3 separate regions of the Homo sapiens genome follow, and all the other regions are linked to region 2. A link is an interaction called in ENCODE POLR2A ChIA-PET data of the cell type or tissue named here. Cell type or tissue: MCF 10A. All regions are shown on one strand.

Region 1 (8,000 bases), 210 kb before region 2:
TAAACAATTTGACAGTGTGGTTCATCTGATCGACTACTATGTTCAGATGTGCAAGGATAAGCGGACAGGTCCAGAAGCCCCCCGGAACGGCACTGTTCACCTTTATCTGACCAAACCGCTCTACACGTCAGCACCATCTCTGCAGCATCTCTGTAGGCTCACCATTAACAAATGTACCGGTGCCATCTGGGGACTGCCTTTACCAACAAGACTAAAAGATTACTTGGAAGAATATAAATTCCAGGTATAAATGTTTCTCTTTTTTTAAACATGTCTCACATAGAGTATCTCCGAATGCAGCTATGTAAAAGAGAACCAAAACTTGAGTGCTCTGGATAACTATATGGAATGCTTTCTAAGAACAGCTGAAGCTAATCTAATTTAAATTTAACAGCTTGAAGAGGTAGCTAGGTGTTTAAAGTTCCTCCAGATACTTTTACCTGAGTGATGCTTCCCTTCCTAAGGCTGACCAAGACCTGTTGATCCTTTTAGATTAAAAATAAAATGTCGCATGTAAAGGCTGAAGTCGCGTTTTATCAGAATGCCTTGCCTTCTTAGGTTCTTTTCCATTATGTCAAAGGTCCAGGCTCCAGTAGGAGAGAAAGAACTCCTCATAGGAATACTGAAGAAGTGGGAAGGAACCAAGCTGACACAGGCCTCACTGCAATTTGATATGCCTGCTGATCAGAGTCTCTTGGGCATTTTATATTTTGCATTCTGATGTACCTAGGAGTTTTGTTAAACAGATGATGTATGTGAGTATTTATCCCATTTTATGCAATTAACCAAATCAACCAAAAAAAGTGACCATGAAGTCCTGTATTTGTCTTTTTACTACATGTAGGAACTCTCATGTGAATGAGTACTGTAGTAATCCATTCTATGGGAGCCTTATTTCAGAAATATTTCAAACTGGTGCAAATGGAAAAGACTTTCTCTTTTCCTTTAAAGCTAAAGACAAGAATATCATGCTATACAGGTGCAACTCAATCCCCGTTAATAAAAACCAATGTAGGTATAGGCATTCTACCCTTTGAAATAGCTGTGTCCCAACCTGTTGCCATTGATTTTTTGGAAATGGCTTTAGAAATATCCAAGTTGTCCTTGAATTGTCTAACCATGGACATAAACAGTTGTCTCCCTTCTACTGTGTAGAATACTTTGACTTAATTTTCTTCCAGATACAGGGGGATACCTGCCTGTTTTTCAAAGTGTTTATTTACTGCTGTTACTATTTGATTAGAATGTATTAAATAAAAAAAACCTGATTTCTACAAGTTGCACTTATTGAGTTCTAGAGAACGTACACTTTCATGGTAATAGAGGATTGCCATAAAAACTTACGTCAAGTGAAATAAGCCAATTATTCAACAAAAGGTAGAACATTACTTGCCATTCTGTAAAGTTATGGGCTGTACCTGCCCCCTTTGCAATTTGGAAAGCATGGTTTAGAAACTACAGGCATTGTCAAGTGGCCGGGTCTTTTATAATTTGAATAGGCATAACACTGATGTCCTCTGTGTTTCCAAAAACATGGTTTAGAAACTACAAACATTATGACATGGCCAGTCTTTTACAAGTTGAGTAGGCATAATACTAAAGAAAAATACAAAGTTTTGTGGCCACTTATTTTTTGCTATGTTAGTCTGCATAACTGTTATAAATGTACCATCTTTTCTAGAGTCCAGACATTATTTATTTTATGGCTTTAAAATTTTCCTGCATAGCTACAATCCTGTGGTGTGTCACCATAAAGGTGGACCCTGTGTGAATGAGAAAATTCAGTTATAAATTGTAATAAAACCTGCTTACTGGATATCTTACCTTATTTTCATGAAGAAGTTGAAAAATGGTTTTGTGCCTGGCAGGAAACATACTATGTATATCCAAACAGCAGAGCCAAACACAAAAGATTGCTAGGTGTGCCTCAGGAAGAGTTTACTTGTGGCCTAAAACTTCAAGAAAAGCTAGACATTTGGGGTCGGATCTATGATGGGGCCATAACCATTTGATGAGGATGCTTAGAATCTGTGCTTCATTCACCGTTTTTCTCCCACTGACAACACCTGTTTAGTGTTGGATGTTTGATTTTTCTGGCAAAACTTCTATATGATCAGTGCCAAGGGGCTTTGTGGAATTTCTTTAAAGGTCTTTTGCCTTTCTATTGTCACTGTTTTGAACACTCTATTTCTCAGTTACTGGGAGTGGGGAGGCAGTTGTGAGGCATGAGTACCTGTGAAATTGGAAAAAGTTCTGAGTTACTGCTCGCAAGTGACTAATTATGAGAAGGCTGGAGGACAGCACAAACATCTCTGGAGTGTGCCATGAAACCTATTGCCTTATATTTCAATCTTCCATATTGCAAGTAGGTTGATAAACATCAGGAGGCAATTATTTTTGGTTTTGTTTTGTTTTTTTACGATGACTGACATCATTTATTTATTGAGTTTATTGTGAACCAGGTTCTCACTCAGCACTTGTATTATCTCATTTAATTTTCCCAAGAACGAAATGAGCAAAGTACAATGATGATAGGAGGTTCCCCTCCTGATTTGTGAGTCAAGAGGCATTCCAGGAATATCCTAGCTCTTTTTTTTTTTTTTTTCCCCCGGGAGAGGAATTGGGAAGAGCAAATTGCTGCTGAAAATTTCTACATTGATCCAGACAAACAAGTTAGAGCAGGCTGAAAAAGAACCCTTGGTGTTTTTACTGCTGTTCAACCAGATCAACTGGAAAAGTATAGATACCTTAATTAGCACTGTGCTCTGTGGGATTCTGGTCAGCCTGGCCCAGTGGTTTTTTTCCCCTGAACACGCCTGAAAGGGGAGCTCATAATGACTGCTGTGCAGGTGGGCGGGGAGGGGGCTTCCTATTTGATTTAGTGGCTGATCAATGCCAGTTACCAATTATTGGTAGCCCCATTTATACATGGTGGAAAAAAAGTACACTTGTCTAAATTATCCTCACCAAAGCCTGGAAGAATATCCAGTGTTTTCTCCCAATGTAGGGCAATTTAGGGCATTTGTGAGGATATTTATTATTGTTGTTGTTGAAGAATATGGTATACAAGACTTATATATCCCCAAACTCTGAAAATATTTTGACCTCAGTTTCTGTTCTGGGCAGAGATGAGGCAGTGCAGTTTTTCATGACCATTACAGTGAGCAGTGGTGATTGCTTTTTAGGGACTTGGAGATTTTTTGGAACTTTGGATAGTGGAGAAAAAGGCAGTTCAGCTTATGAGATGAGAGGTCTTTTTTGGTGTGTCAGTAAGAAAGTCTTGACTTCATAATAATTATGTAATCCAAATAGGTAACAGAATGGGACAGTTGTTTGGGAGTGTTTATTTTCTTGGGAAGGATTTTCTCTGCTTTTAGAAAATTGTACCCTGTTAGGAGGGTAGGAGACAGAGACGTCATCTTCGTCAAGTAATCCAAAGGATGGAATGTCCTGAGACCAGGCTATGCCCTTCTCAGTTGTGAGTTTAGGCACGGGGTAGGTGGGGTTTGAGTGGCTGTGGTTATGTCTAACAGCTGGGCTGAAGTCTCCGTCTTTAAGTCGTCCTTTCTATCCTTTAGAGCAAAACAATGTTCTTGTAGGCCTTTCATTTACTTAAGAGGTCTTCTGTATTCTCCTTTCCCAGTTTTTTTAACTTCTTAGAATTTTAAAGCTTGAAACCACTTTTTAGATCACATATTATGGATTTTATGGAAGACTTTCAGATCCAGAGGGGCTGGGAGATTTGCATGCTCGCACACACACACACACACACACACACACACAGGCACACAACCCAGCCAATCAATGACAGAGTCAGGATTCAAACGCAGATATTTTAGTCTTAGGATTACTATTTGTAAAAGTTGCACGCTCCTACCCTTTGATAAAATTGCCGAGACTCTTCTTTGCTTTCCTGCAAGTCCTACAGTTCTCTTAACATCATATATTTCTTCCGCTGGGATTCAGAAGCCAGGCCTGTGGAATACCCTGTGGGATAATTACAGTTCTTGGCCTCCTCTACCCGATTCTGAAAAATCTGCCTCTGCTGGATTTCATGATGTCTTGATCCACATTAGTTTTTTGTTGATTTTAACTCCTTAACATTTCTAATCTGTTTGCTGTTTTAAAATCCAAAACCTCCCATCCATGCTGTTTGATGATCTCATTTCTACCTCCACCAGATGTGACACACACCCAGCCACAATGCCTGGGCGACTGCCCGCCCTCCCATCCTTACCAGCAGGACCCATTCTTGCTTTTGCCCATTCATGGGCATAAGGGATAGTTAATTCCTGCCTTACTTTCTCCCTTTCCTATCATAAAGTTGCCCTCTTGACTTATCTAACACAGCCTTTCTGGCCGCATGATACTCCAGTGAAAGAGGATAATTATACTCTCCTTGAGTTGGGTAATTGAATGATTTGGACTACCTTAAGATTAAATCTCTTTGTATCTCTTTTTGGTTCCATTCAGGTTGTGAAGCAAGTAACCAGCCCCAGATGCCACACTTTTGTTATGGGCATTTTTTTTTTAAATCTACTTATTTTTTAAGTATGGCAGGCTCCTTTTTCAGTGTTAAGTTAACCTTCATTTGCACGGAATAAAAATGCCCTCCATTCCTTTGCTTCTGCTGCTGTATGTCTGTAAGTAAGAACGATTCTGTGAGAGTTTTGTTTCATTTCTTCATATGCATGGTTCTTATATTCTCATCTTCACATATTTTTGATTTTTCTAACTTTTCCTCTGTGTGGCTTGAGTTCAGGTGACTATTACTATGGTAATAAAGGTAACAAGTGTTGTTAGAGTGGCCTCTAAAAGTCCTGGAGTCCCCAGTGTCTGAAGTCATGGAGCAGAGCTGGCTTTTCCTATCTACCCCTTCCTGAGCTTTGTCAGCAAAGGAGGCTGGATCAGCTAAGTGTGCCACAGAGAATAGGACTTACTTCAATAAACATGCATTTGTAAAGATAAAACTAACTGCTTTTACAGACAACTCTCACTTTGACCCACATCCTTAACTTATAGGCATTCTGACTTGCCCTAGATCAGAAGTGCATTTTGTGATGTATTATTCACGTGGCTTTGCCTCTCTTAGAGAAAGGCTTGCCAGAGTCCTAGTGAGAGAAAAGGAAATATCGCCAGCTGCCTTCTTCTCCTGTCTCAGCATAAATGCCACCCAAGGAGCCCCCTTGCCATGGTGGGGTGAGACTTTTTCGCCAGTTAAACCATCACACAACTTCATAAAATTTTCCTACATCTCCCCAGTTTCCGGTTTCCTACAGTGTTAAAGATAAAAATTTGTTTGTTTTTGCTAAGCATTTTTTCCCTTCTGTTAGTTTGGTATCCTTTTTCCTGTTTAGTGTTTGGTCCAGAATGCTGCTGTGATCTTTAACATTCAGAAAAAATCCATGTTAGCCAGGCACAGTGGCTCATGCCTGCAATCCCAGCACTTTGGGAGGCCAAGGTGGACGGATCACTTGAGGTCAGGAGTTCGAGCCAGCCTGGCCAACATGGCGAAACCACATCTCTACTAAAAATACAAAAATTAGCCAGGTGTGGTGGCGCACACCTATAGTCCCAGCTACTTGGGAGGCTGAGGCAGGAGAATTGCTTGAACCTGGGATGCAGAGGTTGCTGTGAGCGGCAATCTTACCACTGCACTCCAGCCTGGGCAACAGAGTGAGACTGTCTCAAAAAAAAAAAAAAAAAAAAAAGAAAAGGAAAAGAAAAAGAGGCCATGTTATTTCTACCCAGAGAAAGTTGTTTGACTTCCCATTTTAACATTCCCCCTTGCCATCTTGATGAACTTGACCCATCTTAGGTTTCCAGCATAGCTTGTTTCTCTTCATTTTTATTTCTAGGTTGTGGCCATCAATTCTGTATTTGGTCAGAAAGTGTCTTTGTATTTTGCATATTGGATTAGAGCATCTGCTCTTAATTATCTGTAGGAATAAGAGGCAGAGAGACTGGGGAATAGTAGAAGCCCATAAACACATCTAGCCAATAGTTTCAACTTCCTCCCCATTCTGTCTCCTTTGCTAGAACCACTGACAGAAAAATCAGCTGCTTCTCTGTTCTCTCATTTTATTTTCCTTGTCCATCATGTGATAGGGATGTTAATATGCAACAAACTGGCTAAAAAAATATCAAGAGAGAAAAGTAAGGGAGATGGAGCATCAGTAGTGTGTGGAGGCTCCTGAGAGTCAATTACTAAAAACTGAGAGATTTTGTGAGCTCAATCATTATGCATAAATTATTGATAGATTGAATCAGCCATGGTGGGAGTATTACACCACAGAAATAGGCAGATGCTATAAATTAAGACTCTCCGCCACCAGATAGCTGATTTAACAACATAGCACTGATCTAGGTATTATGTCCTCCTCAATAATTGAGACCTCATTAGGGTAAGATCAGTTTATTTGTAGCCTCTTTTATACCAAGCCCAGTGCTTAGAGCAGAATAGGAGTGAACAATTCAAGGAATGATTTTTTTTTTTTTTAATGTGTGTCAATCTTATATTGGGTTACATTGTCTTCTACTATGGATCAGGCCATCTCCTGATTCTGTGTCTTTTTCTAGTTACTCTGGGGTATCTGTAGCTACCTTTTCAATTTCTTAGTAGGAAGGTGTTAGGCAATCTCAACATCATGTGATCATTGTTTACAACAACTCAGCTCTAATAGATCAGGGCCTCTTTTTTCCTTCTAGCTTCGTTCATTTATCTCATTAGTTTTCTCTTTTTTTTTCTTCCTCCCTCCCTTCTCACCTGCTTTCTCCCTCCTTCTCTCCTTTCTGCCAACGTTTATTGAATGTCTACTGTATTACTCAACAGTAGGAAGTGTTCTTTCATTGAGGGAGCTCTTACAGACCATGAGAAAGGATGGAGAGGATGGGGACTAACATTTATTAAACAGTCTAATATATCCCATTACCCTGCTTAGCCATTGCATTTCATCTTCACAACAACCTGATGAGGTATGTATGACCCTCATTTATTCCAAATGAAACAGAAACTTAGGTCAAATATCCTGCCCAGTCAAGTAGGGAAGTCATGAATCAAACCCAGGTTCTGCATCTCAGGATACCATATTGTATAGGAGCTGTAATTACATGAATAACTTATTGTAAAATGCATTGTTAAAGGCAGTGTAGTTACTTTGCGGACAGGGTGCCATTGACCTGCTTTGAGGGTTTATGAAGACAAGCCCCCAGAGGAAGGTATCTTGTGTCTGAGTGTTAATAGACTGGAAGGAGTCCTCAGACCTGCTGAGTGGGGAAGATCTTTTGGCTGAAAGGTTGAAGAAGAGGGTAGAGATGAGGCTTCTGGGAGGTGCTGTCTGAGGGTGACTTGGGGCAGATCTTGCAGGCCTGGCTGAAAACCTTGGAATTTATCCTGAGGGCAGTAGGGAGCAGATGTCAGCTTTTTAAATGGAGGGGAAAACAACAGAACTAAGTTTGTGTTTTATATCATCCCTCTGGAGGTCCTTTGGAAAAATGGCTTGGAACAAAGCAAGGGCGGAGAGAGGGAGACCGGTTAAGTGTTAGGTAGGAGGGAGGTAGTCCTTGTGAGAAGATTGGAGAGAGAGTCAGAGGTTGACTCTTTCCTTCCTTGGCTGCAGGCTCAGATTTGCCCTGGAGTATGCGGCTTTGAGTCACACAGATTGCACGCTTCCCTTTGAGGAGCGGCTTCCACTTTGGGCAAGTTGGGGTAACTGGCACAGATTCTCTTCTCAGGAAAGCAAGAGGTCGCGGTGCAGCGGGCACAACCCTGAACTAGGAATTGGAAAACTTGGGGTCCACTCTGGTTCTCTGACCTTGGGCCAAACATTGAATCTCTGTTATCTGTAAATTGAAGAGCCTGGAGCCTTCAGGATTTTTGGTCCCTTCCAAGGAGGTCCCATCTGCCCAGATGTGATAGTACATTGGGGTGAGAGTGCTCAGAGGAGAGGCAGGCTCCACCTATCAGTGGAGTCTCAGTTTCTACGTAGATTGTAGTACAG
Region 2 (8,000 bases):
ATGCTACGAGAAAAAAGTAGAGATGGGGAACTGTTAAGTACTGTAAACTAGTTCAACCATTGTGGAAATCAGTGTGGCGATTCCTCAGGGATCTAGAACTAGAAATACCATTTGACCCAGCCATCCCATTACTGGGTATATACCCAAAGGATTATAAATCATGCTGCTATAAAGACACATGCACACGTATGTTTATAGCGGCACTATTCACAATAGCAAAGACTTGGAACCAACCCAAATATCCAACAATGATAGACTGGATTAAGAAAATGTGGCACATATACACCATGGAATACTATGCAGCCATAAAAATGATGAGTTCATGTCCTTTGTAGGGACATGGATGAAACTGGAAACCAGCATTCTCAGCAAACTATCGCAAGGACAAAAAACCAAACACTGCATGTTCTCACTCATAGGTGGGAATTGAACAATGAGAACACATGGACACAGGAAGGGGAACATCACACACCGGGGACTGTTGTGGGGTTGGGGGAGGGGGGAGGGATAGCATTAGGAGATACACTTAATGCTAAATGAGGAGTTAATGGGTGCAGCACACCAACATGGCACATGTAAACATATGTAACAAACCTGCACATTGTGCACATGTACCTTAAAACTTAAAGTATAATTAAAAAAAACAAAAAGACTTAAGGGTGGGAGATGGAGCCTGCAGTGAGCTGAGATCACGCCACTGCACTCCAACCTGGGCAACAGCGAGACTCCGTCTCAGGAAAAAAAAAAAAAAAAGACTTAAGGGACCTGTAAACCAAATGCAGGTATGAATCTTGTTTGGAACTTGATTTGAACAACTGACTAACTAAAAAAATGCCTTTTTTTTTAAACAGGCAAAAATAAAACATACTCTGTTTATTACATGTTACTAAGGAATTACTGGTAATTTTATTGAGTTGGTGGTATTGTGAGTTTTAAAAGTCCTTATCTATTTAGAAGCACTTATTAATGAATTAATATGAGGCCTAAGACTCTTTAAAAAATACTCCTTCAAAAGAAAAAAAGTATGTGTATAGGGAAATACGTGAAATCAGAATGGTAAAATATAATAATTGTTGAAGCTTGGTGATAGGTTTTTGGGGGTTCTTTACACTTTCCTCTACTTTGTTATGTATGGAAAATTCACATAATAAAAACAGTCAAGTGTTCTATTTGAGAGGCAGAATTTTGGCAGAAGGCCTGGGTTATAACCCAATTTGTATAGCCTGGGGAGAGTCACTGCTACTCCCTCCTTTTTTGCCTCTTTCCTTTCCTTTTTACTTTCCTTCTATTTCTTAAGAAATCATTTGCTGGGCCACATTTTCCCCCAGGGACTGTCCTGGTACCATCAGCCTTCCAAGTTACAGGTATAGGTATTATTATTATTATTATTATTATTATTATTATTATTATTATTATTTTACAGATGAGGAAATCAAAGCAGAGAAGGGACTAAGTTTCTCACCCACAAATCCAGGTCTGCCTGTGTCCAAAATCTGAGCTCTTTTGTTTTATTTTATGCTGGCTCCCAGGAGTAGTCCTCTGATTTTATAATTTTTAAGTTTTTTTATTTTTAATTTTGTTTATGGATAAATTTTAAACAATGAGTAAATTAAGATAGATCAAGTGGAGTAGCATTTGTGTTTTTTGCATGTGAGAAAGATGCAAGGTATGGTTGTTACTGTAACAATTACAAAGATTTCATCAAAGGCAAGCAGTGATAAAAGCAAAATGTGTGGCAACTTTCTTCATATTCAGAAAAGAGTAAAAGCCTATAAATTGTAACTTTAAGCCATAAAATAACATTTATTTATGCTTGTTCTTCAAAAGCTTATATTTGATAATCTTTTTTGTTAGAAGTCGAAGCCTGAGAAAAATGGCTAATTTCATTTTTCATGTGTTTGTAAAATATTTTTAGGACTATCACAAGAAATTCCCTAAAAATGTCAAAGCAAATGAACAAGTGAAATTCTGCACATCCCTTGTGCCACTATTTTGTTTACTTACTGAAAAAATGACATTGGCTTTTGTAAAACCTGGGTGTGCTGGTGGGCATGTGCAGATGTGTCGCTGTCATCTGTCATGTGTCATGCTCTGGATGTCAGAACCAGACATCAGTCAGGGAAGAGAGTGAGTAGCAAGCCACCTCGCCAAACTCTTGCTGCAGGGTGCACGGGGTTCACATCCTCTGCTTAGATTTAGTGCGACTTTCCAAAACACCTGCAGTGCGGTACTTCATGGCTGGTCCCACGTAACAATTTATGCCCTAGAGATGTCTGACTAGATCTTAGGAAATTATACTAATGGTTCTGACGTTGTTTCCTTCAAGAATCGAGGCGCTAAATATAGTCAAGCTGAATGACAAAATTTTACTCACACTCAGGGCATGTCAGTGAGGGCATCAAAAATGGAAAAATAATAAATACTGCTGATATTTACTAAGTTTTATGGTATGACAGGCACTGCACTAAGTCTTTTGAATATCTAATCATGTTTAACTCTCAATGTCCCATTTTATAGCTGAGGTGGCCGCAGCACAGAGAGGTTAAGTGAGTTGCCCAAGGTTGCACGGTTAATAAATGGCAGAGCTGGGCTCTAAACCCAGGCCGTCTGACCCCTGAGCCTTTCCTCTTCTAACCACTGTGCAGTCTCCAAGCACCAGCAGAATGAAGTGAGCACGTGCTAATCCACAGCTGTCATGGTTTGGCCCTCTGTGGGCTTTCAGAGCACCTTAAAACCCTTTGTTCTGTGTCAGAGCTGTTTTTCAGCTTTGCAGATGTCTGAAGTCAAGCAGAAGAGATGGAGAGTCTGATAAAGCACACGTGGCAAATCTCTGGCCGAGTTGATATTAGAACACAGAGTCCCAGAGTGATTTACTGTCCAGGGGGAAAGCCAGTTGGCCTGGCTACCTTGCAAGACGGTTAAAGGACATAAGAATAGATATTCATTCAAGACTGTCAGAAAGAAAGTAGGTCAGCAATGAAATAAAAACAAATGTCAAAGAAACACCACTTTGGTATAAATAAAAAGTCGATTCTTCTTAATAAAGAGCTGTCTGTTCTTCATTAATTAGAAAAGTACAGAGCCTGCTTACTTTGAGATTCCAAAACCTCTTCAGGCACAACTCGTTATTAATTTGATCACTTTCCTCAAAAGAATGATATTTTGACAAATACAGTTTCTGGCTTCAGTCACATATAGAAACATTGGAATAAGTACAATGTTGTGTTTTGCTTTTTTTTTTAAAATAGGAACTATGTTTGATAATGCATATACTCCAAACACCTCTAAAAATAATTTTCAATTGGCAAGCTATTTTTTGGTGTATTTTCCTAGTCTGGGAGAGGAAGTTTTATCATTTAATTTGATAAACTTAGTACCTTTGAGAGAAAGGAGGAGAAAATTTTACCATCTTATGTGGTTGAAATATGCTTTAGTATTTACATAATTGAAAATGATTCAAACTGATTTCCTCTGACGAACATCCGAAATGAAAATAAAAATTGTGTCTACTCCAAAGGGTAGTGGCTTGAGTCACCCACTGGTATGTGTGACCTATGAGTCACTCACTGGTATGCGTCTTCCCGATCCCCTGGCCTATGGGTTAGAAGTCAAAGATGCTCCACTGGGGCTTCCTTTGTAGCTTCTTTTCCCCTTCAGTATTCAACCACAGCTACTGCTGGCAGCTCCTGGCAGAACAGGAATGGGAGACCAAGGAGAGGATATGTGGAAGCTGAGTGATTTATTTATAGGGGACTTTTGGCAAATGAAAGAAAATAGATGTGAAGTCTTAGCAGTTCCAGCATGTTCATCAGAAATGCAAGCTCATGATAGTCATTTCAAAGGGAATTGTGGAAGAATGGTGTTACCCTACTTCACAGGCCATTAAATCATATATATGTTTGGTTGCCAGTGAGAATCTGAGTAGCAGAGCAGACAAGAATAAGGACGTATGGGATCGAGGCCTGTAGCTTGTGACCATGAACAAGTCACGTGACCCTTTGGCCTTAAATTCACCATAAAGTCGTGTACTTGATCTCAGTGATTGTATCTTACTTCATCAAAATGGTATGATTCTAAATTCCTGTGGGATATACAGGTAAGACAGGACTGGTGGAGCATTAGGTTTGGTTTTTCCTTTAAAAGAAAGTGTTGGGGAGGCAGCAGGGAATAGCAAAGGTCACAGACTCAAAAGCATTAACTGCCGGGCCTATGAAGACACGAATGATGTAGGTTTGATATAATGGAGGTACAAATCCATGTTTTATGCAAAACCTCATATTTCTAAACTTTGGCAATTCATTCATGTTTATCAAATCACTGTTTTAGGCCCCCTTTGGCTGGCCAGTGGGCCCTCTGCTTTAGACTTCTGGAATAAACTCCACAGTTGAGAGATGAAGGACAGACCTGGATTCTAACAGACCTAAATTTGAACCTTAGCTCTGCCCTCTAAGGAATGTGTAAACGTATACATCTGTATTTAACTTCTCAAAGCTTCAAGTTTCTTTATCTGTAGAAATGAGAATGATAATACCTCTTTTGTAGGATTTCCTGAAGACTGCGGGTACTATGTATTAAGTATACATAGTAGGCACATCCTCAAAGGGAATTCCATTACCTTTTCTATGGAGGTAGATCCTGTATAATTTTTAAATTTTTGTCTTGATGGCCAGTTGCTCACAGTTTTTAAAAGTGTAGTAGATGCCAGCGCTTCTTTATAGATTCTGAAATCCCTTCAATTTACATTTTAGTTGTTTTAAAATAAAGATTTCTTTAAGAGACAACATTCAGAGGGATAAGTTTTCTACTTGCCAGTAGAGGTAGAAGGCAGTAAAACCAAATAGATCTGTCAGTTACTGTCTTGAGGTAGAGCCCCTAAAGCAATAAAACCCACCTTTGACAATGAGGAAACACGAGACATCATTTTCTCCTTAGGACAAAAGTCTAGTGAGTAATGGCCCTTCTGTGACTAATGGTAATTCTGTACTTTATTCCCATAGAAAATCTAATTTTGAAAACATTTGCTGCATGCCCTACTATGTACTAGGCACTATGCCAGGGGAATAATGTAAAGATGACCAAAACATAATGGAATTGTTGCCTACAAGTATGTTTCGGCTATTTAAGGATTTATATTGCAGTTTGTGCAAATTGTGTATGAGTCCACTTTGAGAGGTTATACATATCTTCCAATAATGTTGCTATTGCTCAAAATATCTTTGAAGTCTCTCTTTGGAATTTACTTTTAGAGCCCTTAGCACATTCTGCTGAAGATTTTTTTTTTTTTTTTTTTTTTTTACCCTAGTGGTATTTATTCTTAGAAGGTGGATTTGATGTCAGGGACTGGCCAAGAGTTGTTCATCACTAAGTCAGCCTCATGGGTGGTGGTTAAACTGGCTAGAGTAATTTTTCGTTAAAAACGAGCCAGGACTGTAAAGTAGTATGACAGGGTTTTTTTTTTTTTTTTTTTTTTTTTAATATCACATCAACTGATTGTAGAGAAAAAGATAGTTCCAAAAAGGCATTCTGCACATTTTTTGCCCCAAACCAGTATCACTGGAATATATTTGTAGCTCCCTAACAGGCTAACTTTGAAATAAGTGGTGCTCACATGTGCATGTGTTGTAGTACGTCTGCTGAACCTTGTACTTAACCTCTTAGCAAACTCAGTGTCTTTGTTTTTTCCTTTGAAATGTTGTTTTTTCAAGTTCAGGGATAGATTTTCTCCAAGAAAATGAAACAAATAAGATCCACTCTCAAAGGACCTTAATGGAAAGAAATACATGCTTATACCAAGTTCTTTAAAACTATCCAAACTGGAAAGGATTGCCTCATAGCTGACTGTGATTATTCTGCCATGATTTAGGGACAGATAATTTCCTATCAGCATGTTTAACATGAGAATTAAAGAGTTCTGTAGTGTGGCCTATTGACCTCATTTGTTCATTCCACAAACATCTTTTGGAGTCCACTGTATGGCAGGCATTATCACTTACCATGGTGAGGATGGTGAGGCCATGAGCATGCTTCACCTAAGGAAGCCTGATCTTCAAGAATGCAAACTCACTCAACAAGAAACTTGAGAGTAATTAATAGTAGTGTTGGTAATTATCCTGTCTTTTCCTTGTAGGATTATTTGGAGGTTGTGAAGTGGTAAGTCTCTTTATTGCATTTGAAATATGGCTCATCTCATGACCATTGGAATGTGTGTACGCTCTGGAGGAAACCCATCTCTGCCATGTCACCTGTATTAGTCTGTTCTTATGCTGCTATGAAGAAATACCCAACACTGGGTAATTTCTAAAGGAAAGAGATTTAATTGACTCACAGTTTCTCAGGCTGGGGAGGCCTCGGGAATTATGGTGGAAGGCACCTCTTCACAAGGTGGCAGGAGAGAGAATGAGTACCCAGCGAAGGGAGAAACCTCTTATAAAACCATCAGATCTCGTGAGAACTCACTCACTATTACGAGAACAGGATGGAGGAAACCATCCTCATGATTCAGTTATCTCCACCTTGTCCCTCTCATGACACGTGGGGATTATGGGAGCTACAATTCAAGATGAGATTTGGGTGGGGACACAGCCAACCCGTATCAACACCTGACCACAGTGTGTGTGGTCTCTGAGGCCCAGTGGTGGCTCTCAGAGCACCTCCTTAGCAAATGTACCACTGGACCCTTGTTAGAATGATGTTCTTGATTTTTTAAAATTTATTTTTGTCTCTTGACTATTCTTGATTCAGGAATGTTCTTGATTTTAAAGGGAGGGTGTGAGGTAGTTGTTGTCTAGTTGTCTAGATATCCTCCACCTGAGAACGCTGTCTGGTGTCATAGAAACAGCAATGGCATTGGGATCAAAAGACAAACTTTCCAGCCCCAGCTCTGCCTCTCTTTAGCAGTCTCCTGACCTATACAAGGTTCAGTTTTCCCACCATTTAAGGGAAACCAATACCACTGTTTTATTCACAGCACTCTTGTGGGAATCACAGGAGACAGGGCACGGGAGAGCCTTTGGGGAACTGTGGATGTTAGTCCCTGTCGTCATCAGCCTTTCCATAGTGGAGCCTGGGCTACTCTGAAATAGAAGCACCTCTCCTTCCTTTGGACCCCTGGAGCACTGTGTTCTACAGTTCTTAGCTCTTTTTCTGTGTGCATTATTTGTATGTCTTATCCTTGGTGGTCAACCACTTCAAGGTGAGAGACTGGGGTGGTGGTTCCTTTTTTTTATTTTTTAATCTCCCCTGCCCCATCTTTCTCTTTCCCACTTCCTATGTTGACTGACAAAATCTTCGTATTTCCCAGAGTACCAGAGTTTTTCTGTGAGAGGCTAGGTCAGTGTTTCTCCCCAAGCAGAGGCTAAGAAGTACCTGATGCAGTCATTTATTTTCAGAATGTGTGTAGCTTGCCTCCAGCGGATTGCCTGGGAAGCTGGAGATGTGCTTCAGGGGAAAGGTGGTCCATCCACTTTTCCTGAACAGGCTGTGCATGCAGCCTTGACATAGCCAACTCTGCAGGAGCATGAAAGAACTGAAGATACAGTATTCGACTTCCAGTATTTCTAATCACTTTAGAGACAGGATGACGATTGGTTTAGAAGAGCCAGGGGATGACTAAGGAGCACATGTAAAACAATAATGTTCAGTATAGACTTTAGTTTCTGATTTGAAACATTTTCTAAAAAATCATGTATCTTTAAAAAATTGGAAGCAGCTCAGTGTTTGCTGGAGATGAGGCATAGAGTGTGGTGGAAGGGAGGGATGACAAAGGGGCAGGCAGAGACTTTGAGGGATGAGGGGTGTGCACATCACCTTGCTGGTGGGGACTGTTTCATGGTTGGATACATGTGTGAAAGCATATCAAATTGCATGCTTTAAATATGTGCAGTTTCCTGTGTATCAAGTATACCTCAATAAAGTAGTTAAAAATGGTATACCTTTATTATGCTGAAAGAAGGGAAAATTTGGAAAGGAGATGTTTTTCTGTAGAAGATAGCTTCTAGAAA
Region 3 (8,000 bases), 350 kb before region 2:
AGCCATGAGACAATTCTTATTCCACTGTGGCCCAGGGAAGCCAAAAGGTTGGAAATCCCTGTTCTAAAGCAATGCAGGCTTCACATGTGACTAGTTTTATGAGAGCCAATACAGATTACCTATCTCCTAAAAATTCTACCTTGCTTCCCTTCAGCACTATCACTTTTTAAAAGGTTTTATTTAGAAAACACTTCAGGTAAAATATTTACAAAGGAATGAAGTACTAATACATGCTACAATATACATGAACCTTGAAAACATGCTAAATGAAAGAAGCCAGAAAGAAAAGGCCACATATTGTATAATTCCATTTATATGAAGTGTGTACAATAGGAAAATCCATAGAATTGGAAAGCAGATAAATGGTTGCCAGGGGTTGAAGGTAGAGTGACTGCTAATGAGCACAGGGTTTTTCTTTTTGGGGTGACAAAAATCTTCTGGAATTAGCAAGTGATGATGTTGTACTACTTTGTGAATACATGAAAAAACCACTAAACTGTACACTTTGAGTGGGTGAATTTTATGGTATGAGAATTATACCTCAAAAAAATAAATGAAGCATTTGAGTTTTCCTTCAATATTCAGTGAGATTTTGGAATCTTACCGATGAATTAGAGATTGGAATAGTAAAAGTAAGTGAAGGGAAAATAAATATCTATTACTTGACTATTTAGTATATAACATATTCACAGCATGTTAACAGAGTTTTCAGTTTTTTGAGATAGGATCTTGCTCTGTCGCCCAGGCTAGAGTATAGTGACACAATCTTGGCTCACTGCCGCCTCAACCTCCCAGGCTCAAGTGATCCTCCCATTTCACCCTCCCAACTAGTAGCTGGGACTACAGACATGTGCCACCACACCTGGCTAATTTTTGTATTTTTTTGTAGACATGGGGCTTCTTCATGTTGCCCAGGCTTTTCTCAAATTCTTGGGCTCAAGCAATCTACTTGCTTCAGCCTCCCAAAGTGCTGGGATCACAGACATGAGCCACCGCACCCAGCCAACAGAAATTTTAGTAATGAATATATATTCATGGACTACACTTCTGAAGAAAAGAAACTTCAAGTTAAAAGATTACTTTTGAAGCTAAGTATCTGTGATCCAAGCATAGACATGCTGACTCAAGTTACACAGTCTTAGTTCAAATATCTCCTGGGTCTGGTATGTCGACATTCTACTCCCCCTTTTCTACTTATGCTTCAAAATTCAGCTCAAATATCATCCTCTAAAAACCTTTCCCTAAACCAACCTTGAGGGTTTTCCAGGCCAGTCTGTCACTTCTTTGGTGTTCCCATTGATGCCTTTGTATTCAATATACAAAGCAGTGCTAGCTGTATGATTTTACTTTTGTCTCCCATTCTACCCATCTTTGCATTGAAGCCAAGCACACATATGACCAGTGTTTCTGCAAAGTGTACACTAAAATCATAAGCAGCTCTTAAAACAACAAAAATATGTTGGGCTGGCAATGTTAAATTTACAAACTTCCCCAGATAATTCCAATGTATAACCATGAACTAAGTACTCAGACTAGAAACAAGTGTTCAGAGAAAATAGCCCATAGATTCTTGTCTTGGCATCCTTGCCAATACATCAGCAGCCCTGCCAATTAAACTAGGAGAAGAAATAGGCAAGGTCTGGCCAAGTACTTCTCTAAGCACAGTCAGTGCTGGCCCCTGAACAGAACTTGCAGCACTTTTAGTTTAACCCTTACCTGAACCACAACAATAAAGACAGGGTCCTGGACAGTGCACTTTATTTGAAAAAGTGTAGGCCAGGCGCGGTGGCTCATGCCTGTAATCCCAGCACTTTTGGAGGCTGAGGCGGGCGGATCACGAGGTCAGGAGTTCAAGATCAGCCTGACCAACATGGTGAAACCCCGTCTCTACTAAAAATACCAAAATTAGCTGGGTGTGGTGGTGCACGCCTGTAGTCCCAGCTACTCAGGAGGCTGAGGAAGTAGAGCTGCTTGAACCCAGGAGGCGGAGGTTGCAGTGAGCCAAGATCACACCATTGCACTCCAGCCTGGGCGACAGAGGGAGACTCTGTCTCAAAAAAAAAAAAAGAAAGAAAGAAAACACAAAACTCAACTTGATATATAAATGAATGCAAGATAACTCTAACATATTTTTAGACTTACTGAGAAAAAAAATTCTCGTTTAAAATTAGTCTGATTCAGTGGTACTTTAAATACAGTCATGCGCTGTATGAGTTTCAGTCAATGATCAACTGCACAAAAGACAGTGGTCCCACAACATTATAATGGAACTGAAAAATTCCTATTGCCTAGTATTTACTATACTATACTTTTATTGATTATTTTAGAGTGTATTCCTTCTGCTTGTTAAAAAAAAAAAAAAAAGTTGACTGTAAAACAGGTTCAGGCAGGTCCTTCAGGAGGTATTCCAGAAGGCACTGTTGTCACAGGAGATGACAGCTCCATGTGTGTTACTGCCCCTGAAGACCTTCGAGTAGGACAAGAGGAGCTGGAAGACAGTGATACTGCTGATCCTGAATAGGCCTAATATGTGTGTGTATGTCTTAGTTTTTCACAAAAAAGTTTTTTTAAAAAAGATTGTAAGAGAAAAAAGCTTATAGGATATAAAGAAAATATATTTTTGCACAGCTGTATGATGTGTGTTTTAAGCTAAATGTTAATACAAAAAAATCAAAAGTTTAAAAATATAAGTTTATAAAATAAAAAAGTTACAGTAAGCCAAGGCTTATTATTGAAGAAACATTTTAAAAAATTTTTTGGTGTAGCCTAAGTGTACAATGCTTATAAAGTCTATCGTAGTGTACAGTAATGTCCTAGCCCTTCAAATCCACTCACCACTCACTCACCCAGGGCAACTTCCAGTCCTGCAAGCTTCCTTCATGGTTAAGTGCCCTATACAGGTATACCATTTTTTATCTTTTATACCAGATTTTTACTGTACCTTTCCTATTTTGATACACACATACTTACCACTGCATTACAACTGCCTACAGTATTAAGTACAGTAACATATTAAACAGGTTTGTAGCCTAGGATCAACAGACTATACAACATAGCCTAGGTGTGTAGCATGCTACACTATCTAGGTTTGTATAAATATACTCTATGATGTTCACACAATGATGAAATTGCCTATGGTGCATTTCTCAGAAAGTAACTCCATCGTTAAGTGATTCAAGACTGTATATTTTGCCGGTAAGAAAGAGCAGCAAAGAGTCCCTTCTCACCAGAACCACAAAATTCCTCAAATCCAGGACTGGCTGGGTGGGGAGGGGGAGGAAAAGAATATGCCATCCAGACCAGAGGCATTCCATCTTAAAGTGAACTATGTTACTAAACAGGGTCTCATGTTTGTAGGAAAGCCTCTAATTAAATTACAATAAAGAGACTTCTGATTAAAAAAAACCAAGAAAAGCGGCAGGCTCAGTGGCTCACGCCTGTAATCCCAACACTGTGGGAGGCTGAGACAGGAGGATCACTTGAGCCCAGGAGTTCAAAACCAGCCTGAGCAACATAGGGAGACCCTGTCTCTATGTAATATATATTATATATGTATATATATTTTATATTGTACATAATATATATTTTATATATATATAAAAAATTTTTTTAAATTAGTTGGGGATGGTAGTGCATGCCTGTGATCCCAGCTACTCGGGATGCTGAGGCTGCAGTGAGCCATGATCATGCCTGGGCAACACAGTGAGACCCTATCTTAAAAAAAAAAACACAGCCAAGCGCAGTGGCTCATGCCTGTAATCCCAGCACTTTGGGAGGCCAAGGCGGGCGAATCACAAGGTCAGGAGTTCGAGACCAGCCTGGCCAACATGGTGAAACCCCGTCTCTACTAAAAATACAAAAATTAGCCGGGTGTGGTGGCGGGCACCTGTAATCCCAGCTACTCGGAAGGCTGAGGCAGGAGAATCGCTTGAACCTGGGAGGCAGAGATTGCAGTGAGCCGAGATCGTGCCATTGCACTCCCAGCCTGGGCAACAAGAGCAAAACTCCGTCTCAAAAAAAGCCAACCAACCAACCAAACAAACAAAACACAACCCAAAACAAGTAAGCTAAGCACTTAGATCCTGTTCTTAAACATGTTTCCACTTCATGTGTCCAAATGATACAGTATAAAAATACATGCACTGCCAGTTATTATCTAGGAATAGACATGTTCTTCAGTATCCACAGTCTACAGAATCAGACCACCTGGGTTCAAATCATAGCTCTAGAAACTAATAAGTCCCTCTGTGCAGGTTCCCATAGCTATAAAATAGGAATGATACTAATATCCACACATCATAAAACTGCAATTAGAATTAAGTAAATTAATGCACGTAACATGCTTAGAACAGTGCCTGGTACACGATGCCAATGAAAGATGTCTATTTTTACATAATAAAAACTATATGACCAACCTCACTTCAGGAACAGCTGCCACACTGCATGCTAGTGAATAGTTCACAGACTAAATATGAATTTCATAATTAGAAACACTTTGTTTGCCTAACAATTCTTGATGCCAACTCTTTGAACACAGTCATTAAACAGTAATAATTATTTTTGATGAGACCCTGATTCTATTATCCATCACATACTATATTTCTAGATGATGCCATGCTTTCTGTCTCTCCTTCCAGCTTTCATATCTGCTGCCCCATGTGCCAAAAACTCACTCACACTCCCTCCTTCTCTTGGCCCAGCAAACTCTTACTCTTCAAGTTTAAAAACACTTCCTCGGCTGGGCGCGGTGGCTCCTGCCTGTAATCCCAGCACTCTGGGAGGCTGAGGCGGGCGGATCACGAGGTCAGGAGTTTGAGACCAGCCTGACCAACATGGTGAAACCCTGTCTCTACTAAAAATACCAAAATTAGCCGGGTGTGGTGGCGTGCACCTGTAATCCCAGCTACTCAGGAGGCTGAGGCAGGAGAATTGCTTGAACCCGGGAGGCAGAGGTTGCAGTGAGCCAAGTCACGTCACTGCATTCCAGCCTGGGCCACAGAAATTTGTTTCATGACTGTGTTTTCCATTACACAGGGATGCCTTTCTTGTTCACCTGGCTTACTGGTAAATGCATATTATGCATTCAATGAATGTCCAATTAATTGAACTGAAAAAAAATCTCATGAATGGATAATAAAGAGACACGCAAATCACAAGGTTACAGAAAACTGAAATTTGGCCTTGGGATCGGCCTATGTTACTAAAACCACTTTGTCCCTGCCTCATAGTAAGATGGTAATCTAGTTGTCTTTAAGAGTCACAAAAAAAAAAAAACAAAACAAAACAGCTACTTACTAACATTTTCCCGAGTATAAGCTATAATCTTAAGAAAGTTACAGAGCAATAAAAAAATCACCAATGGTTTCATGATATAAATTTGTTAGTTCTTTCTAGTGTTTCCTTAACTACAATGCCTTCAATCCCTAGAACTGTAAAGACTTTCAAAATATAAATTCATTTGCCCAAAATTAACCAAACTGACAGAGACATAATGTGAAGGTATTGAAAACTAAAAAAAAAATTGAAAATCTAAAGACAACATAGCCAGTTGTTTTAATGCAAAATATGTCAACCTTAGATTCTGAAACCAGTATCTAAAATTACTTTAAATTACAGTAGAATCCTAATTATTCAGAAGCATCTCAGTTACTGGCCAATTCAAAACCAAAAATGTCTGTGCCTAAGTACTCAAGAAATTTTAGAATAGCTTCATTCAGGTTTTTTTTTTTTTTTGAGACGGAGTCTTGCTCTGTTGCCCAGGCTGGAGTGCAGTGGGGTGATCTCCGCTCACTGCAAGCTCTGCTGCTCCCGGGTTCACACCATTCTCCTGCCTCAGCCTCCCGACTAGCTGGGACTACAGGCACCCACCACCACGCCCAGCTAATTTTTTTGTATTTTTAGTAGAGACGGGGTTTCACCATGTTAGCCAGGATGGTCTCGATCTCCTGACCTTGTGATCCTCCTGCCTCGGCCTCCCAAAGTGCTGGGATTACAGGCGTGAGCCACCGCGCCTGGCCAGGATTTTTAAAAAATATAAAATGCCCCCAATGGTGTCATGTAGCCCTTGAAAGAATGAATAATAATGAAGTATTTCTGTTGATTCTGAGGGCTCTTAACCAATTATCCAGTTCTTCCAACCACACAGTCATGTTTCTGCCACAAAAGACCCTAGGGCCATCAATCACTTCACTTGGGAAGAAATTTTAAAAGCTGCTAAGATTTTAGCTGAAGTTAAAAGATTCCCTATTATTTAATTGCCTAATTGGTATATCCACATTCATTCCTTCATATATTACATTTGCAAAGAAAATTTCAACTCTAATGAAACAACAGTCCAACTCGTTTTTCGCATACACACATAAGAATTCTTTTCCTTGATATAATATTATTACATAAACTATGCCTCTCATATTTATTTTGTTTTTAGAAAGCAGCACTGTATAAGATACGAATTTGGCACCTAAATCAGAACTCTGATTACTATAATTGTAATGTCAAAAGCCCCTGCTGGATGCTGCTGTCCTCATTTCCTTGTTTCTAGTATTTATTTCTATAGCACATATGCATCCATAGTTCATTATAACAGAAAACATAATGTGTGTTCAGAATCCATACAACTTGAATCTGTAGCATATTTTCTTCTTAAATCCATTTACACAGGTAAACTATCCTATAAGGTATAGGGAAAAAAGAAGAAGAACCGAATTGTACATCAGGAATCTGGTCATCCAACTTCTTTGGCCTACAAATTCCTCACCAGAGAAAGAAAAGGATAGAACAGATGTTCTCTAATGTGTAAAACTCTGGTGGCTCACTCCCGTAGTCCCAGCACTTTAGGAGGCCGAGGTGGGTGGATCACGAGGTCAGGAGATTGAAACCATCCTGGCCAACATGGTGAAACCCGTCTCTACTAAAAATAAAAAAAAATTAGCTGGGTGTGGTGGCGCGTGCCTGTAATTCCAGCTACTCGGGAGGCTGAGGCAGGAGAATCGCTTGAACCTGGGAGGTGGAGATTGCAGTTAGCCGAGTTCGTGCCACTGCACTCCAGCCTGGCGACAGAGCGAGACTCCGTCTCAACAAAAAAAAACTCTGGTTTTAAGAGTGGTCATTAACACGTGTGGAAAAAATTCCAAACTTGAGCAAAGCAAATGCATAACATTTCCAGTCACAGTCATTTAGCACAGTGAATACTAAAGTACTTGATAATTTGACAAAACTTAATTTCACTTGTGCAGGAGTTGATCAATCTGGACTAAAGGAACTGCTTGACACAGAGGAGCTTAAAAAAGAATACTGAACTGACTGCTATTTTTAACTTACTTTCAGTTATGCTCACATTTCATAATCAAAACATTAGATAGTATATTAAAACAGTATCTTTAGAGCCTGAAAGTTTAATCACTATCAAAAGCAGTTCAAGGATTCTTAACATGGAGCACATGGAGACCTAGGGAATCCACAAATAAACTTGGCAAGAATCTGAATCCCCAGAAGTCATACGTTAAAAAAAATAGCTTTTTTTCCTAGGAAGAGGTCAGAAAATTCTTAAGTGAGACAACTGAAAGAACTAAAGAACCACTGTTCCTAGTCAAATTTTTTACAAGTTTTTTCTTAAATTCCAAAGGTGATTTTAATTACAACTTATAACAAATCTGTCTTCATCATAATGAGTTTGTATTTATTTATTTATTTATTTATTTATTTAAGAGACAGGGTCTTGCCTCTATTACCCAGGCTGGGGTGCAGTGGTGCCACTAATAGCTCACTGCAGCCCCGGCCTCCTGGATTCAAGGGATCTTCCTGCCTCAGTCTTCTGTTAGGATTACTGCATGAACCACCATACCTGGCTAAGTTTCCCTGCCCCCACCTGGAGGTACATATATTTCTGAAACATCATGGTAACTTTTCCATGCCTTTTTTTAATTGGAAGAAAACATTATCAGACAAGTATTTTCAGAGCTTAAAACAACAGATAGGACAGGCGCGGTGACTCACACCTG

What was found. Peaks named below come from ENCODE experiments on the same cell type or tissue, not always from the same donor. Only the 100,000 strongest peaks of a DNase experiment are listed, where the experiment ranks them.
Region 1: POLR2A ChIA-PET joins it to region 2 with 6 read pairs; 5 of 35 experiments call an interaction of 5 or more read pairs at or near these places.
Region 3: POLR2A ChIA-PET joins it to region 2 with 7 read pairs; 2 of 35 experiments call an interaction of 5 or more read pairs at or near these places.

The regions. Positions count from the first base shown.
Region 1 is chr12:93,574,930-93,582,929 of GRCh38, forward strand. SOCS2 (suppressor of cytokine signaling 2) reads left to right here. Exons shown (of 2, transcript NM_001270471.2): 2 at 1-1,816. The coding sequence ends at 250. Among named protein-coding and RNA genes, the nearest start is that of SOCS2, 6.3 kb to the left of the region's middle. RefSeq lists enhancers at 7,205-7,705, 7,706-8,000. In MCF 10A, no CTCF peak of the experiment used is centred here; no DNase peak of the experiment used is centred here.
Region 2 is chr12:93,781,858-93,789,857 of GRCh38, forward strand. All of the region lies in intron 2 of CRADD (CARD and death domain containing adaptor protein), which reads left to right. Among named protein-coding and RNA genes, the nearest start is that of CRADD-AS1, 48 kb to the left of the region's middle. RefSeq lists a silencer at 2,596-2,890 and enhancers at 2,708-3,207, 3,220-4,419. In MCF 10A, no CTCF peak of the experiment used is centred here; DNase peaks (open chromatin) are centred at 3,564 and 5,014.
Region 3 is chr12:93,427,216-93,435,215 of GRCh38, forward strand. The region is part of intron 1 of UBE2N (ubiquitin conjugating enzyme E2 N); the gene reads right to left. Among named protein-coding and RNA genes, the nearest start is that of UBE2N, 11 kb to the right of the region's middle. In MCF 10A, no CTCF peak of the experiment used is centred here; no DNase peak of the experiment used is centred here.